2 separate regions of the Homo sapiens genome follow, and region 2 is linked to region 1. A link is a loop called in an ENCODE intact Hi-C map of the cell type or tissue named here. Cell type or tissue: IMR-90. All regions are shown on one strand. Links, peaks and the distances in the headings refer to the core of each region. The heading gives the core; the rest is flanking DNA. Region 1 overlaps DNAAF1 (dynein axonemal assembly factor 1). Region 2 overlaps WFDC1 (WAP four-disulfide core domain 1).

What was found. A loop is a pair of places that touch in the nucleus more often than their neighbours do. Peaks named below come from ENCODE experiments on the same cell type or tissue, not always from the same donor. Only the 100,000 strongest peaks of a DNase experiment are listed, where the experiment ranks them.
Region 2: it touches region 1 in a loop (4-fold over the local background); 6 of 110 quality-filtered maps call a loop at or near these places.

Annotation. Positions count from the first base shown.
Region 1 is chr16:84,172,688-84,178,057 of GRCh38, forward strand. It overlaps DNAAF1 (dynein axonemal assembly factor 1), which reads left to right. Exons shown (of 12, transcript NM_178452.6): 10 at 1,982-2,035; 11 at 3,246-3,612; 12 at 5,042-5,231. The coding sequence ends at 5,154. It overlaps TAF1C (TATA-box binding protein associated factor, RNA polymerase I subunit C), which reads right to left. Exons shown (of 15, transcript NM_001243156.2): 15 at 5,168-5,370. Among named protein-coding and RNA genes, the nearest start is that of TAF1C, 12 kb to the right of the region's middle. In IMR-90, for the core only: a CTCF peak has its summit at 2,765; DNase peaks (open chromatin) are centred at 4,554 and 5,224; H3K27ac peaks cover 1,101 bases.
Region 2 is chr16:84,304,847-84,310,216 of GRCh38, forward strand. The region is part of intron 1 of WFDC1 (WAP four-disulfide core domain 1); the gene reads left to right. Among named protein-coding and RNA genes, the nearest start is that of WFDC1, 13 kb to the left of the region's middle. RefSeq lists an enhancer at 1,706-2,905. In IMR-90, for the core only: a CTCF peak has its summit at 3,479 (motif pointing left); no DNase peak of the experiment used is centred there; H3K27ac peaks cover 420 bases.

The sequences.
Region 1 (5,370 bases), core at 320-5,319:
TATCTTGCTAAGTGGTTCTGACTAGTTGCCTTATCCAAATTCGTGGTGAGAGTTACATTGTATCATCAGTTACATTGTATCTTTATACATTGTATCTTTTCCCCCCTCCGTGGACACCGCCCAGCAGGTAGCTTAGGCTCTCACTGGCCTTCTGGCTCATGGAGGTGTGACGGTTCAGTGTCCCATCCCCTTGAGTGAATGTTTGATCGCAGCCTTGCCTGTCACTCTTCCCTGAAGCTCTTCCCATTTTGTTGACAGTCTCAAATGCTTAGGCCCACAAGAATGGTACCATGGGAATTCACACATTGTCTCACAACCCCCCAAGAACTGTCCTTTGATGGGGCACGAATAGGAGAGGCATTTCTGGGTACCTCTGACCTTATACCTTGGAGAGGTGGTCCCCTGCCCACTTCCTTGTTAAACTTCTTCTAAACTGGTGTTTCTAATGTTCAAACTTCAGAATTTCACATGGCCCAGTAGGAGTTAAAGTGATCGGCCAGGCATGGTGGCTTACGCCTGTAATCCCAGCACTTTGGGAGGCCGAGGTGGCTGGATCACGAGGTCAGGAGATCGAGACCATCCTGGCTAACATGGTGAAAACCCATCTCTACTAAAAATAGAAAAAAATTAGCCAGGTGTGGTGATGGGCACCTGTAGTCCCAGCTACTTGGGAGGCTGAGGCAGGAGAATGGCAGGAACCTGGGAGGTGGAGCTTGCAGTGAGCCGAGATCACGCCACTGCACTCCAACCTGGGCGACAGAGCGAGACTCCATCTCAAAAAAGAAAAAAAGAGTTAAAGTGATCACGGTCAGAATTCACAGTGGGTTTCTAGTTTTCTGGAGCTATGTAAAAAAAAGAAACAAAGGCCAGGTGTGGAGGCTTACACCTGTAATCCCAGCACTTTGGGAGGCCAAGGTGGGTGGATCACATGAAGTCAGGAGTTTGAGACCAGCCTGGCCAACATGGTGAAACCCCATCTCTACTAAAAATACAAAAACATAAAAAATAAAAAAAATAAAATTAGCTGGGCGTGGTGGCAGGTGCCTATAATCCCAGCTACTCGGGAGGCTGAGGCAGGAGAACTGCTTGAACCTGGGAGGCGGAGGTTGCAGTGAGCCAAGATCTCACCACTGCACTCCAGCCTGGGCAACACAGCGAGACTCTGTCTCAAAAAAAAGAAAAAGAAAGGGACATAATTGGGCAATTTATCTCTCACATTTGAGAACTGACCATATAGATAACTACAACACTAATAGCTAATGTTAATTGGTTTCTTATTATATGGGTGACACCATTCTAAGCATGACTTGTATTGATTGATGTAACCCTTCCTACAACTCTAAGCAGTACATACTATTATCATCCCAATTTCCCAGATGAGGAAAATGAGAAACAGAGAGGTTAGGCAACTTGCCCAAAGCCAGACAGCTAGAAAATGGTGGTGGGGGAGTAACAACCTAGGCACCGTGGCTCCAGTTCATGCATCCAACCACACACTATGCTGCCTCCCCAACCACGCACTGGTTGTTATGGACAAAGATACCGAACAAACACCCACAATACAAAACAAAAAAGTCCTACAAGTTTTGGGGAGGTACAAAATATATTACTTTTATACCACATAGAGTTTTCGGACTAGTTTGTACAGAGGTGCATTTGGTTTGGGTCCCATTATTTCCCCCAAGATGAACTGGCTGTGTCTCTTAATAAAAAAGCAGAAAAAAGATGTGGAAATTCTTTAAACACGTCACACCTTGCAAGTTCCCTTTCATTTATTAGATCCAGACACCTGAGGTGGCAACGCTTGCTTTGTGTGTATCTAGAGTTCCTTTTGGTGGGGAACAGGCAGGCGAGTCACCTGAGTGATTTGAGTAACTGTAACTAAGGCTGGGTTGACTGCGTGTTTGCCTTTATCGTGCCTATCAGAACGTTGACAGTGCGTGTACCTCCCTGGTGATGTGCGGCTCACTTGCTCTTTCAGGACCTACCTGACTTGGAAGATGATGATGAAACAGGCAAATCTCTGGAAGACCAGGTTAAGGTCATTAGAAACCATTTTCCCACAGGCAGCTTAATTCCACCTTCGTTCTTGTCGTTTACCGTTTCTCTCCTAAACTTGAAAGTAAAATGTTCCCTGTGCATAAAGCATTGAATTCCCCCATATTCTTTTTCTTTTCTTTTCTTTTCAGGCAGAGTCTGGCTCTGTCACCCAGGCTGCAGTGCAATAGTGTGTTCTTGGCTCACTGCAACCTCCACCTCCTGGGTTCAAGCAATTCTCCTGTCTCAGCCTCCCAAGTAGCTGGGATTACAGGCATGAGCCACCACGCCCAGCTAATTTTTGTATTTTTAGTAGAGATGGGGTTTCTCCATGTTGGCCAGGCTGGTCTCGAACTCCTGACCTCAAGTGATCCACCCGCCTCAGCCTCCCAAAGTGCTGGGATTACAGGCGTGAGCCACCGCACCCAGCCCACATCCCCCATATTTTCACCTTGCTGAAGGAAATGCCATTTGTTCTTGTTCAATTTCTTTAAGATTTTATGATGAACCACTTGAAAATCTATTGCTGGTTTGTAACAGCTGAGTACAGTGCATAGTTAGCTGAAAGTACTTTCTGTCATTAAGATGTATTTCTATGTCCATCCTATGAATGTCTGTCTGAATATAGGGGAAGGAAATGAAAACAGGAGAGGGGAAAGAAAGGGGTGAGTCTGTGAGGCACAATGGGGAATTCTCTCAGAGTGACGTGACCCTACTCCACCCAGAGGCCATTACTGGCATTACCAGGAGCCCACACGTGCCAGACCCGTACCCTGAGGGAGAAGGAGGCATCAGCCATCATCTCTGAGCACGAGCTCAGCAGCAAAGAAAACAGACACAGTTACTGTGGGGGGCCTGCTGTCCAAGGAGCTAAGTCCCAGAGAGTCTGTGAAGGAAACGGGGTTCAGGGGCATGCCAAGCAGAGCCCAGGGCTCAGGGGTGCGCCCTCTCAGGTACCAGGAGGGTGAGGAATAGCCAGTGGCTGGGGGAGCAGAGGGCAGAGAGAAGGGCATAGACATGAGCTGTGCCCAGGGAGTGGCCACCCCCAGGCCTAACTTTCAGAGTCCTGTGTTCCCTTGGGCCTTTCTTGGATGTGGCAACAGAATACTTTGTGACATTGGGTGAAAAAGCAGAACTGGCATGGTGCATTGTAGAGCGATTCTGTTGTGAAAACAGAAACTTTCAGACACCTTTTCTTCTGTAAATAGAATATGTGCTTTCCGAAGATTGAGGTCATCTCGAGCTTGAGTGATGACAGTGACCCTGAACTGGACTACACGTCACTCCCTGTGCTGGAAAACCTCCCCACAGACACTCTGTCAAATATATTTGCAGTCTCTAAAGACACCTCAAAGGCGGCTCGGGTGCCCTTCACAGACATCTTTAAAAAAGAAGCTAAGAGGGACTTGGAAATCCGAAAACAAGACACCAAGTCCCCAAGACCCCTGATCCAGGAGCTCAGCGACGAGGACCCCTCTGGCCAGCTACTGATGCCCCCCACCTGCCAAAGAGATGCTGCACCACTCACTTCCAGTGGAGACAGGGACAGCGACTTCCTTGCAGCCTCTTCTCCGGGTAAGAGCGTGGGGCCGAGAGCACAGTGGAGACAATGTTGGCTCCCCGGCCTGGGATGGGTGGGGCAGGGCAGTCACTCAGCCTTACCCTGAGCTTTCATGTTGCTGGAGGGGTCACCCAGGACAGACCACACAGATCCTCTGAAGGTCCCATTCCTGAGTTCACGGGTCTGAAGCTGCCACTTGCTGGTAGCCAGCCTGGGCCAGGAAGCCACCGAGCCAGCCTCCTCTTGGGCAGCCGAGTCTGACTGTGTGTGGGGGTCACAATCCCCCTGTGGTCATGCAGATCTCCTGGGGCGGGGGCCTAATGACCGTGCATTTCCACCCCCTCCTCACCATCCCTGGCCTCAGCCTTTCTAGACCAGGGCTTTTGGAGGGGACCACCAACACCACTGCTGGGGAGTGTGGGGCAAGCGAGGTGACAGCCACACAAGGGCGTGGCTGCTTCACAGTGACCCAGGCCCGGGTGAATCACAGGCCAGTCCTAGTGGCCTTCAAGGCAGGGAAGGCAAAGGGGCAAAGGGGCACCAGGCAGGGACGGCAGCCAGAGGCCTGGCTGCAGAAGACCCAGAAAAACATGCTGAATGTACCGGGGCCTCCCCTCATACTGCAGGCTGGTACATGTGCCTGGCAGATGCGGTTTTGGGGAGCAGCCGGTTAGTGCTGAGAACAAGCAAGCTGGGACTGTTTTTTCATTCAGCATCTGCCTTCAGGTGCACTCCCAAATTGGGGGCTGTGTGGAGCCCAGACCGTGCTACTCTCATCCAGCACGCATCGGTGGCCAGGCTTTTTCCTGAAGACAGCTGCCTGGCTGACTCCAGACTTGCAGGCAGGAAGCAGGGAGTGGCCTGAGTGCATTTCCCGGGAACACTGAGTGGCCTTCTCTTCCACTCTAGGAACCAGCACAGAAAAGTGCAGTCTGAGCTGGAGCCCGTGCAGCCTCGGGCGGGGGCAGGCCTGGAGGACGTTGAATAATTTGTTTTTGTTTGTTTTGTTTGAGACAGTCTCGCACTGTGGCCTAGGCTGGAATGCAGTCATGTGATCTTGGCTCACTGCAACCTCTGCCTCCTAGGTTCAAGCAATTCTCCTGCCTCCGCCTCTGAAGTAGCTGGGATTACAGGCACCCGTCAAGGGATTTTCCTGCCTCAGCCTCCCCAGTAGCTGGTATTATAGGGGCCTGCCACCACGCCCAGCTAATCTTTGTATTTTTAGTAGAGATGGGGTTTCACCATGTTGACCAGGCTGGTCTCGAACTCCTGACCTCAGGTGATCTGTTTGCCTCGGCCTCCCAAAGTGCTGGGATTACAGGTATGAGCCACCACGCCCAGTTGAGGACACTGAATTTGGCCTGGACTGAACCCCAAGGCTGCCCCCCTGTCCTTGCAGTCACAGTGACAGGGAGAAAGCACAGGTCACCCTTCCTTCCACAGTGCCGACTGAGAGCGCCGCCACACCCCCAGAGACGTGTGTCGGAGTTGCCCAGCCCAGCCAAGCTCTGCCCACGTGGGACCTCACTGCATTCCCAGCACCGAAAGCATCATAGTTTTCCCCAGTTATATGTAGCATAAATGGTTTAATCATAAATGTCTCCCTTAGGCATGATAAACATTTTAACACCCACGCGAGTCAGTGTATGATTGGGCTAGCTCCTGTTTGTGTGAGTCACATGCAATTCCTTTCACCAGCCAACCTGAAAAAAGACCTTTCTCTTACTATGTCATCAGAAACCAGACAGACCCGGGTCCCTGCAAAATCTCAA
Region 2 (5,370 bases), core at 371-5,370, 130 kb after region 1:
CCACCCTGAGCTGGGGCTGGGCCACAGGAGGGCAGAGGGAACACTTTGGGAGGGGGAGAGAGCCCCTGGACTGAAAGAATGGGAAGAAATTGACAGGCACCATTGGGAAGCAACTCCCAGTTCCAGGCTCCTGGGTCAGGAACGCCCATGGAGTAGGACAGACCCAGGTTCGAGTCCTGCCTCTGACTCTTCTCAGCTGCTTGCTCTTGGGCAAATGCTTTTAGTTTTTTTGTGCCTCAGTTTCCTCATCAGTAAAGTGGGTTTAGAATAGCAGCAGCCCCAGAGGGTGATACTGAAGATTCAGTATGTGAGGACCCAGCACAGCATTGGCACACAGTAAGAGCTTACTAAATGCTGCCTCCCTTGCCATAAGCATGAATCACACAGCCCAGGCTCTAAGCCTGGTGTCTGTGTATGGTGACTGTGTGCCTCCGTTTCCTCACCTATGCAATGGGGACAGCAGTGGTACCTACTGGGGAGGGCTGGAGGCGACTTCAGGTGGTCCTCCGAGGGCAGTGCTCTTGCACATGCTGGGTGGCTGTTTCCGCATGGCCCCTTCTCTTAGGAACTCTGCGAGTTGTTTGCCCTGGTCTTATCCAGAAATGATGAGGTTATATCCAATCCCACTTTTCACTGTTGCTGGTGGGTTTCTCGTACGTGTATCTGCAGCCTCAGCTGGACTGGAGCTCCTTAGGTTTCTTCTGCATCTGCTGAGCATCTAACCTAACGCTATGGAGATGGTGGGCGTTCACTAAATCATCTGGGAGTGAATTGAGGGAGGATACAGCGGAAATGAAGAAAGACTGGAAGATATGAAGAATGAAGTTACTATGGGACGAGAGGCTTCTGAGTCCATTGATTAAAAATAAAAGGAGCCAGGCGTGGTGGCTGACGCTTGTAATCCCAGCACTTTGGGAGGCTGAAGCAGGCAGATCACCTGAGCTCAGGAGTTCAAGACCATCCTGGGCAACAAGGCAAAACCCCATCTCTACTAAAAATACAAAATATTAGCCAGGCGTGGTGGCGGGCACCTGTAGTCCCAGCTACTTGGGAGGCTGAAGCATGAGAACTGGTTGAGTCTGGGAGGCGGAGGTTGCAGTGAGCTGAGATCGTGCCCTTGCACTCCAGCCTGGGTGACAGAGTGAGACCTTTTCTCAAAATAATAATAATAATAATAATAATAATAATAATAATAATAATAAAAGGAATAAAAATCAGGTGAACTATGGATTAGCATTGCCCGTGCTGAGCCGAGCACACGCAGGTGTGGTCTCTTTTGATCTTCACCACAGACATCGGCAGCAGGTATTACTTTTGTGTCCATTTTGCAGATGACGCTCAGATACGTTAGTGATTTTCCTGTATGATCGCACAGCCATGGGGTTCAAACCCAGACGCGTCAGACTCCTACACCTGAGCCCTTAATCCCTGTGCAAAGCAGCCTTTGATGTATAAGAGATCATGAGCTTCGGTCCCTTCCATCTTGGGATATGGCTCCTAAGTTCTTGCCCCAAAGGATGTGGAGGTTCAGCTGTGAAAAAGAGTTAGGAAGCGTTCCGAGTAGAAGGAACAGTGTGCGGAAGCCTCCAAGGCCAGGAGGAGCAGCGAATCCTCAGAAACTGAGGATGGCCGAGTCCAGCTTTACATTTTGAAAGCATCCTTCCTCATCTCTGGAGTGTGGGATATCAAGACCCACTCCCCTAATTCACATCCGCATTAAGTGAGCATAGGAGTGTGATGATGCTTGCCCATAGCACAGCCTTACACAAACAAAAGGGCTGCCCCCACACCTGTGCAGGACCCCTGCTCTGCAGAACCCACTGCACAGGGCCCATGTGCAGATCAGCGAGTTAATGCATGTTAAGCACTTAGAAGGGTGCCCAGCAAACTGCCAGGGTGTGTTGACCACCATCATCCTCATCTTCATCATCATCATCATCATCACAGCTTTTGTTCCACCCGAAGAATATTTACTGAGTACTTGCTATGTGCCAGGCACTGTTCTACGAGCCAGGGACACAGGTAAGAACAAAACCAAGTTCCTGTCCCTAGGAGGGAGAAAAACAGCAAACAAATGAGTTCATAATACACAGTCCACCCAAGGGTGATGAGGTGTGTGAAGCTCCACAAAGCAGGGAGAGGGGGAAGGGAAGGCTGTATGAGCAGATCCCAGGTAGGTGAGAGCCGGGCAGATATGGTGGGTGGGCGGGGAAAGAGCCAGTGCAAAGGCCCAGAGGTGGGACTGGGTGGCTGGAGAGAATGAGTAAGGAGGGGAGTGCTGGAAGAGAGGTCAGAGACGTGGAGGGGGTCAGGGGAGTCAATTCCAGTCCGACCTCTAGGCCAAGAACCTTGGCTGTTAACTCCTTTAACCCATGGGGCCAGGGATAAATTGGAGGGTAAGCTGTTCATGTCTCTGAGTAAAAGCTATTTCCCAGAACTCCAGAAAACGCCCTGTGTTTAGAACCCTCTTTGAGTGTCACCTTGCGTGACATGAAATATTTTTCAAAACATGTAATCCTTTAATCTGGGCCTCTCAGTGAAATCAGTGCTTTATCACTCACGACCATCTGTTGTTTCAGTCACGCAGTAAATAACTCGGGAGATGTGGCTTCTAAGGCGCTTATCTCTTTGTTCTCTCCAAATTCTGAGAAATGACATTTGAATTTTCCTCTGAGACGGCGGCACAGCTCAAATTGATCTCTGCGTACCCTCCCATCTGGGACTGCCATTAAGGAAGTCCCAGGACTGGGAGGCATTTGTGGTGGGTGAAAAGTGTTTTGCTTCTGATCACCAGGTTCCATTAAATTTCATAAATGAGGCTTCATCGAAAAATAAGCTGGGCGGAAAAATAAGCCGCCCCCTCCCGACGACGTACGGTGTATTCTTAACCACCCTCCGAAGGAGGCTGGGGCGCCTGTCATGTTAGATTAGGATTAAAAATTGCGGACCCCAACATGGGTCCAATGTAGTTAATTCTGCAGCAAGTGAACTGAGAGCTAATGGCGTGGGATTATGCACCTGCTGCGGCTGGAAAGTTATTGGTGGTGGTTACAGGGGTGAGGGAGATTGGGCGGAGAAAGGGGTGATAAAAGGTGATAAAAGGTCCACGCTCTGGTCTCCCCTCTGTCTTTGGGGAAAACCATTCACCTCCTTAAGGCCTCGTCTCCATATCCACCAAATGCCAGCTTAGTGGTCATTTTCACTTTTCGTGAATTTAACAGCCAATGTTTACAAGAGTAAAAAGAAGGGTTCTCTGGGTGAAGCAGGGATGGGGGCCAGGGGCCCCCCTCCCAGGCTTTCCTGCCGCACCACCCCCCGCTCCTGCTTGGCCATTCCTGCTCTCTGCCCCTCATGCCCTCAGTCTCAGGCCCTGAGGCTCCCTGGGGGCAGCTGAAAACCTCTGGCCTTGGTGATTCCACCAATTCCCAGGGGCACCCGGCCCGGACCTGTTCCCAGGGACCTGGTGCCCCCTGCAGGGCACTGGTGACACCGTGTGCAATTTGCAGCTACCCAGATAGGCACGCAGGAAGGACTGCGCTCGGTCCCAGCCAGGCAGGGACAGACACAGCCTCTGCTCTCAGTGTGGGGTGGCGAGGGCCTAAAAATGAAGAATCATACTAGAAACATCCCGACGAGTCTGGGGAAAGCTGCCCTCAGAAGGCTGTTTAAGCTGAGGACTAAAGGGTGATTTGGCCAATTGAAGCTGATGGGAGGCCTTCCAGGCAGAGGACCAGCACGTGCCAATGATGATCGGTGGCACTGTGCTAGATGCCAGCCTGAGTGTAGATGCCCGCCTGGGTGTACACTCCATCCTGAGTGTAGACACCAGCCTGGGTGTAGACGCCATCCTTGGTGTAGATGCCATCCTGAGTGTAGATGCCAGCCTGGGTGTAGACGCCATCCTGAGTGTAGATGCCAGCCTGGGTGTAGACGCCATGCTGAGTGTAGACGCCAGCCTGGGTGTAGATGCCATCCTCAGTGTAGATGCCAGCCTGGGTGTAGATGCCAGCCTGGGTGTAGACGCCAGCCTGGGCATAGATGCCATCCTGGGTGTAGACACCAGCCTGGGCATAGATGCCATCCTGGGTGTAGACACCATCCTGGGTGCAGACTCAGGATACCCCAGGAGGGAAGTTCTGTAGGGAGAAACTGATGCTTGCCCAAGGTCACACAGCAAGTGAGTGGCAGAGAGGATTTAAGCCCTAGAGCCGGGATTTGAACCAAGGCCGTTAGCTGTGGAGCCCGCTCTGGTTGCCCGTCTGCTCTGCCGGATGAGACAAGCTCAGCTGGAGGAAACGGTTTGAAGAGATGAATGTGCTTGGAGGGCGAGGGGAGGAGGGAGGGCAGTTTGCTGGCATGTAAGGACAAGGAGGGTCGGGGCGATGAGATGAGGCCAATGTATCCTATATCTAAGTTATTAAATCGAAAAAGTAACATGTACCTGGTTGGCGCAGGGCTCGGAGGTCGAGTGGGGAGCTGGGACTTTGTCCCGAGGGTGCTGGGAAGCCTCTGGGGCCTTGGAGCACAGAGGTGACCAAATCCACAGGTGCCTTTCATAAAGCCTCTTTGGGCTGCAGTTTGGAGAATGGATGGATTTGGAGGCATCGAGGCCAGGGACGAGGCCACTGTGGAGGCACTGATGGGGACTTGGGCCTGGGGTGGGGTTCATTTATAGAATGTGCCTGGCAGAGGGACAGATATCAAGTTTCCAGGGGCCGCCGTAACAAATGACCACAAACTGGGGTGGGAGGGGTGGTTAAGCCAACAGAAATGAATTGTCTCATGGTTCTGGGGCCAGAAGTTCAGCATCAGCTTCACTGGACTGAGATCAAGGGGTCAGCAGAGCCGCGCCCCCCCAACTCCAGAGGTTCCTTCCTTGCCAATCCCTGTTCCGGTGGCTGCTGGCAATCATGGTCACTCCTTGGTCTGTAGACGCCATCTCTGCCTCCCTCTTCACATGACTTTCTTGTGTGCATGTGTGTGTGCGTGCGTGTGTACATGTGTGTGTGGGGGGGGCGTGCTTGTGTGTGTGTGTGTGTGTGATCTCCCTCTGCTCCCCTCTTCTCAGACACTTGTGACTGGATTTAGGGCCCACTGGAAAATGCAGAATCATCTCCCCATGTCAAGATCCTTAACCTAATTGCGTCTGCAAAGACCCTTTTTCCTTTGCATTTAGGATTCCAGGGAGTAGGGCCTGGTGTCTTTGGGGACCTTTATTCAGCCAACTGTATGTGCAGGAGGAGACACAGGAGGCTCGAGGCCCTCCCTTGAAGGGGTCGCTCACTGGTTAAATGCGATGGCGGATTTCTATTAAGACACCGAGAAAGAGTGACAAGGGAGGGTGGGTGTGGGACATAGAAGCGGGGGTGG